Regions from separate parts of the Homo sapiens genome. Here region 1 is linked to region 2. Evidence: read pairs that join two places in POLR2A ChIA-PET (ENCODE). Cell type or tissue: PC-3. All regions are shown on one strand.

Region 1 (2,500 bases), 190 kb after region 2:
AAAAAAAAAAAAAAACCAAAAAACTGGGCGTGGTGGCATGCACCTGTAGTCTCAGCTATACTCAAGAGGCTGAGACAGGAGGATTTCTTGAGCCTGGGAGGTCAAGTCTGCAGTGAGCCATGGTTGTACCATTGTACTTCAACCTGGGCAACAGAGTAAAACCTATCTCAAAAAAAAAAAAAATTTAAAAACAGGCCAGGCACAGTGGCTCACACCTGTAATCCCAGCACTTTTGGAGGCCAAGGCGGGTAGATCACGAGGTCATGAGTTCGAGACCAGCCTGACCAACATGGTGAAACCCCGTTTCTACTAAAAATACAAAAATTAGCTGGGCGTGGTGGTACGCGCCTGTAATCCCAGCTATGCAAGAGGCCGAGGCAGGAGAATTGCTTGAACCTGGGAGGCGGAGGTTGCAGTGAGCTGAGATTGTACCACTGCACTGCAGTCTGGGCGACACAGCGAGTACTAGCCTCTGAGTTCTCAGGGAGGCTGATGAGAGTAGTGATAAACTCCTGCGCTTCCACTTGGCTGGCCTTGTGTTAATTAAACTCTTTCTTTACTGCAGTAACAATGTCTCAGTGAATTGGTTTCCTCTGCGCACTGGGGCAAGAAGAACCTGTCAAGCGATTACTTGAGGACCTTCCAAGACTCCCCTGTTGGCCGCCTCTTGGGTTTGTCCGGCCACTTCATGACAACCACGGCCATCTGGTGTCAGCGCATTCTGAAGAAGCCCCCGACTGGCCTCTGTGGTTTTTGTTGTTGTTGTTGTTGTTTTTTGTGGTTTTTTTTGGCAGACTCTTGCTCCATCGCCCAGGCTGGAGTGCAATGGTGCGATGTCAGCTCACTGCAACCTCTGCCTCCTGGGTTCAAGCGATTCTCCTGTCTCAGCCTCCTGAGTTGCTGGGAGTACAGGTGCACACCACCACACCCGGCTAATTTTTGTATTTTTAGTAGAGACGGGGTTTCATTTTGTTGGCCAGGCTGGTCTCGAACTCCTGACCTCAGGTGATCCACCTGCCTCGGCCTCCCAACGTGCTGGGATTATAGGCGTGAGCCACTGCACCCGGCCTTGTGGTTTGTTAAGTAAAAATTATTAGAGGCCATTGCTCTAGACTAAGCTCCTGCACTAGATCATGACATACCTGACTAAAAACCAACATGGAGTCACTCACACTAAAGTTCCAAGTCACCCAACAGAAACTGAGTTGCTATCTGGCCTTCTAAGAAATCACGAGAGAATGACACCAAATTTCCCAAACTGGCAGCTTCAGTGGGCCTGATAATGAATCAAATGTCGCCTGAAGAAACCTGAAACTCACCAGCTGGCTATTTTTCTGTTTCCCTGTTCCCACCATACAAGGAAAGTAACTTTGAAATGACCAATTCACTTTTTTTCTTTTTTTGAGACAGGGTCTTGCTCTTCTGCCCAGGCTGGAGTGCAGTGGTGCAATTACGGCTCACTGCAGCCTTGAACTCTGGGGCTCAAGTGATCCTCCTGCCTCAGCTTCCTGAGTCGCTGAGACCACAGGTGCACACCGCCACACCCAGCTGACCAATCTGATTTTTTGTTCTTTGTTTCTGCTTTCTTCAGCCCTTTTCTGTCTTTAAAACCAACTTCCTCTGTTTGGTTCATTTGAGCACTTATTTATTTTATTAATTTTTTTGACACAGAGTCTCGCTCTGTCGCCCAGGCTGGAGTGCAATGGCATGATCTCGGTTCACTGCAACCTCCGCCTCCCGGGTTCAAGCGATTCTCCTGCCTCAGCCTTCCAAGTAGCTGGGACTACAGGCACACACCACCACGCCAGCTAATGTTTGTATTTTTAGTAGAGACTAGGTTTTGCCGTGTTGGCCAGGCTGGTCTCGAACTCCTGACCTCAGGTTATCCACCCGCCTTGGCCTCCCAAAGTGCTGGGATTACAGGCTTGAGCCACCATGCCCAGCCTATTCTATTTTATTGAAAGAAGTGTTGCCAGATCCTAGAATTGCAAATAAAGCAATAGTTTAGATCTTCAAACTAAATCTGTTGTAACTTTGTCTTTTCACAGGTTTATTCAATTATGACCCTAAGACTGTCTGGAGCAACAAACAAGTGAATCTGAGATTGTCTAGTACGTTAATAACCGATCGCTTAATCCAAACGATCGCACTGTGGGTGGGTGTCCTCCGTTTGGCTTTCGACATTCTAGACTTTTTATTATTTTCATTTGAATCTACCTTTACAACGTACTCAATATCCTCAGCCACATCATCCAATGCTGGTACTTTCTTTTAAGTCTAAGAGAATGAAAATTTAATCTTGAAAATTATTTCAGCCTGTCTTAAGACCCCGACTTTGCTCTGAGGGTCCCCCAGGTTTCACCAGCTGTGGGCCAGGGTGCTGCCAGGTGCAGTGTTTGCTATGGCGATTGCACAGGGCAACTGTCACCTGGGGCTTGGTTTATGGGCTGCCACATGAGGCTCGTTCTGAGCAGGAAAGCACCACCCGTAGCCTGCTGTT
Region 2 (2,500 bases):
CCTCCTGAGTAGCTTGGACTAGAGGCACCTGCCAGCATGCCCAGCTAATTTTTTTTTTTTTTGTATTTTTAGTAGAGACGGGGTTTCACCATGTTGGCCAGGATGGTCTTGATCTCTTGACCTCATGATCTGCTGGCCTCGGCCTCCCAAAGTGCTGGGATAACAGGTGTGAGCCACCGTGCCCGGCCCAACATTTCTAAGGAATTCATGACAAACTTGTAACTTTTACACAGGGGATGAAAGACTAAAAGGATACTTAAAATGGAAGACAGGACCTTTACTTTGCAAAGAAATTCTGTGGCTGTCCTATCCATGAATCAAGATTTACAAGAACTAATCAGAGGAAATTGGTAGACACAAAACTGGAATTAGCTTGAGGAGAATTACAGGGTATCATGTGGAATTTAAGTCCACACATAAAAATAATATCACCCTCCTGAATCTTTCAGCCTTTTTCAATCTATCACCACTTCAACCTTCCGTGTCAGTCTCTGATTATTTTTTTTTTTTTTTGAGACGGAGTCTCGCTCTGTCGCTAGGCTGGAGTGCAGTGGCGTGATCTCAGCTCACGGCAACCTCCACCTCCGGGTTCACGCCATTCTCCTGCCTCAGCCTCCTGCGTAGCTGGGACTACAGGTGCCTGCCACCATGCCAGGCTAATTTTTTGTATTTTTAGTAGAGACGGAGTTTCACCATGTTAGCCAGGATGGTCTCGATCTCTTGACCTCGTGATCCGCCCGCCCCGGCCTCCCAAAGTGCTGGGATTACAGGCATGAGCCACCGCGCCCAGCCCAGTCTCTGATTTTAACAAGATTTCATCTTGGGACTAATGGTACAAATTTCACCCATCCCTAACTAACTCTCATTGAAATGTAGAGAAACAGATGATCAAGACTCTGCTAGCAGGAGAAAAAGAGAGAAAAGAGAGATGAAAAAGTCTTGTGTGACCAGAAGCTTATCAACCTTGTGTGCTGTTGGCTTACTTTAACATTTACAGCAGATGATAGAATTGTGTTCAGATGACACAATAAGGTATCAAATGACTTCACGAAAGCAAGACGGCACTGAACCCCAAGGTAAGAGATTGTACGGACATCATTTAAAGGTTTGTGTCCCCCCTTAAAGGTTTGTGTCCCCCTTTGGTAGTCCAGACATGAAAACGTCTAATCTGGGTGTGGCTCAGATACCACTCTGGAGTAGGCTAACTTTGTAACTCGAGCGCACAGAATGGCAGGAAGCAAAGCAACAGTCGGAGGAACAACCTGGGCCAACATGGCACGAGATCAAAGAGGAGAACAAGACGTGCTGAGCCCAGAGGGGGTGAGTCAGAGAGAGAAGAGGATGTTTTCTTTTGGTCACTGCAGACATAGGTTTTGTTGTGAGCACTACATTGTCTGAAAAGCCCCCATCCTAATTCTAGGTCTGCAAGCCAAGAAGATGGAGCAGGTTCTCGTGGGGCTCTGTCTCCAGAGACCTTGTGTGAGCTTGGTAATGAGAGGCCCAAAGCCAACATTTAGATAGTGCTGCTCCAGGAAAGGGAATTAAGGGCTTTAAAAATGGATGCTGAATTGCTTGAACCCGGGAGGCAGAGTTTGCAGTGAGCTGAGGTCACACCATTGCGCTCTGGCCTGGGCAACAAGAGCAAAATTCCGTCTGAAAAAAAAAAAGCGGATGCTGAGGCCAGGCTCACTGCAACCTCTGCCACCCGGGTTCAAATGATTCTCCTGCCTCAGCCTCCCAAGTAGCTGGGATTACAGACACCTGCCCCTACGTCTGACTAATTTTCTTGTAGTTTTAGTAGAGACAGGGTTTCACCATGTTGGTCAGGCTGGTCTTGAACTCCTGACCTCAGGTGATCCACCCACGTCAGCCTCCCAAAGTGCTGAGATTACAGGTATGAGCCACCACACCCAGCCTTAGGCATAGTGGCTCATGGTAGCTCATGCCTGTAATCCCAGCACTTTGGAAGGCCAAGGCAGGAGGATCGCTTGAGGCTAGGAGTTCCAGGCCAGCCTGGGCAACATAATGAGACCCCATCTCTACAACATAAAAATTAAAAAAAAAAAATAGCTGGATGTGGTGGCACATGCCTGTAGTCCCAGCCATTCAGGAAACTGAGGCTGGAGGTTGACTTGAGCCCAGCAGTTCAATACCACAGTGAGCTGTGATTGTGTCACTGCACTCCAGCCTAGGCGACAGAGCCAAACCCTATCTCTAAAAAAACAGAGAATGGATGCTGAACTTACACTTTTTTACACTAGCTCTTATTTTTATTTTTATTTATTTAGCTTTTTATTTTTATTTTTTTATTTTATTTATTTATTTTTTTGAGATGGAGTTTCACTCTTGTTGCCCAGGCTGGAGTGCAATGGCGGGATCTCAGCTCACTGCAACATCCGCCTCCCAGGTTCAAGCGATTCTCCTGCCTCAGCCTCTTGAGTAGCTGGGATAACAGGCACCTGCCACCACGCCCAGCTGATTTTTTGTATTTTTAGTAGAG

Evidence for each region. ChIA-PET counts read pairs that join two places held together with the same protein. Peaks named below come from ENCODE experiments on the same cell type or tissue, not always from the same donor. Only the 100,000 strongest peaks of a DNase experiment are listed, where the experiment ranks them.
Region 1: POLR2A ChIA-PET joins it to region 2 with 5 read pairs; 2 of 35 experiments call an interaction of 5 or more read pairs at or near these places.

What each region holds. Positions count from the first base shown.
Region 1 is chr7:157,093,831-157,096,330 of GRCh38, forward strand. No RefSeq gene overlaps it. Among named protein-coding and RNA genes, the nearest start is that of UBE3C, 44 kb to the right of the region's middle. In PC-3, no CTCF peak of the experiment used is centred here; no DNase peak of the experiment used is centred here.
Region 2 is chr7:156,902,429-156,904,928 of GRCh38, forward strand. It overlaps LOC102723795 (a long non-coding RNA gene), which reads left to right. Exons shown (of 4, transcript XR_928253.3): 3 at 877-1,076. Among named protein-coding and RNA genes, the nearest start is that of LMBR1, 10 kb to the left of the region's middle. In PC-3, no CTCF peak of the experiment used is centred here; a DNase peak (open chromatin) is centred at 1,283; H3K4me3 peaks cover 709 bases; H3K27ac peaks cover 390 bases.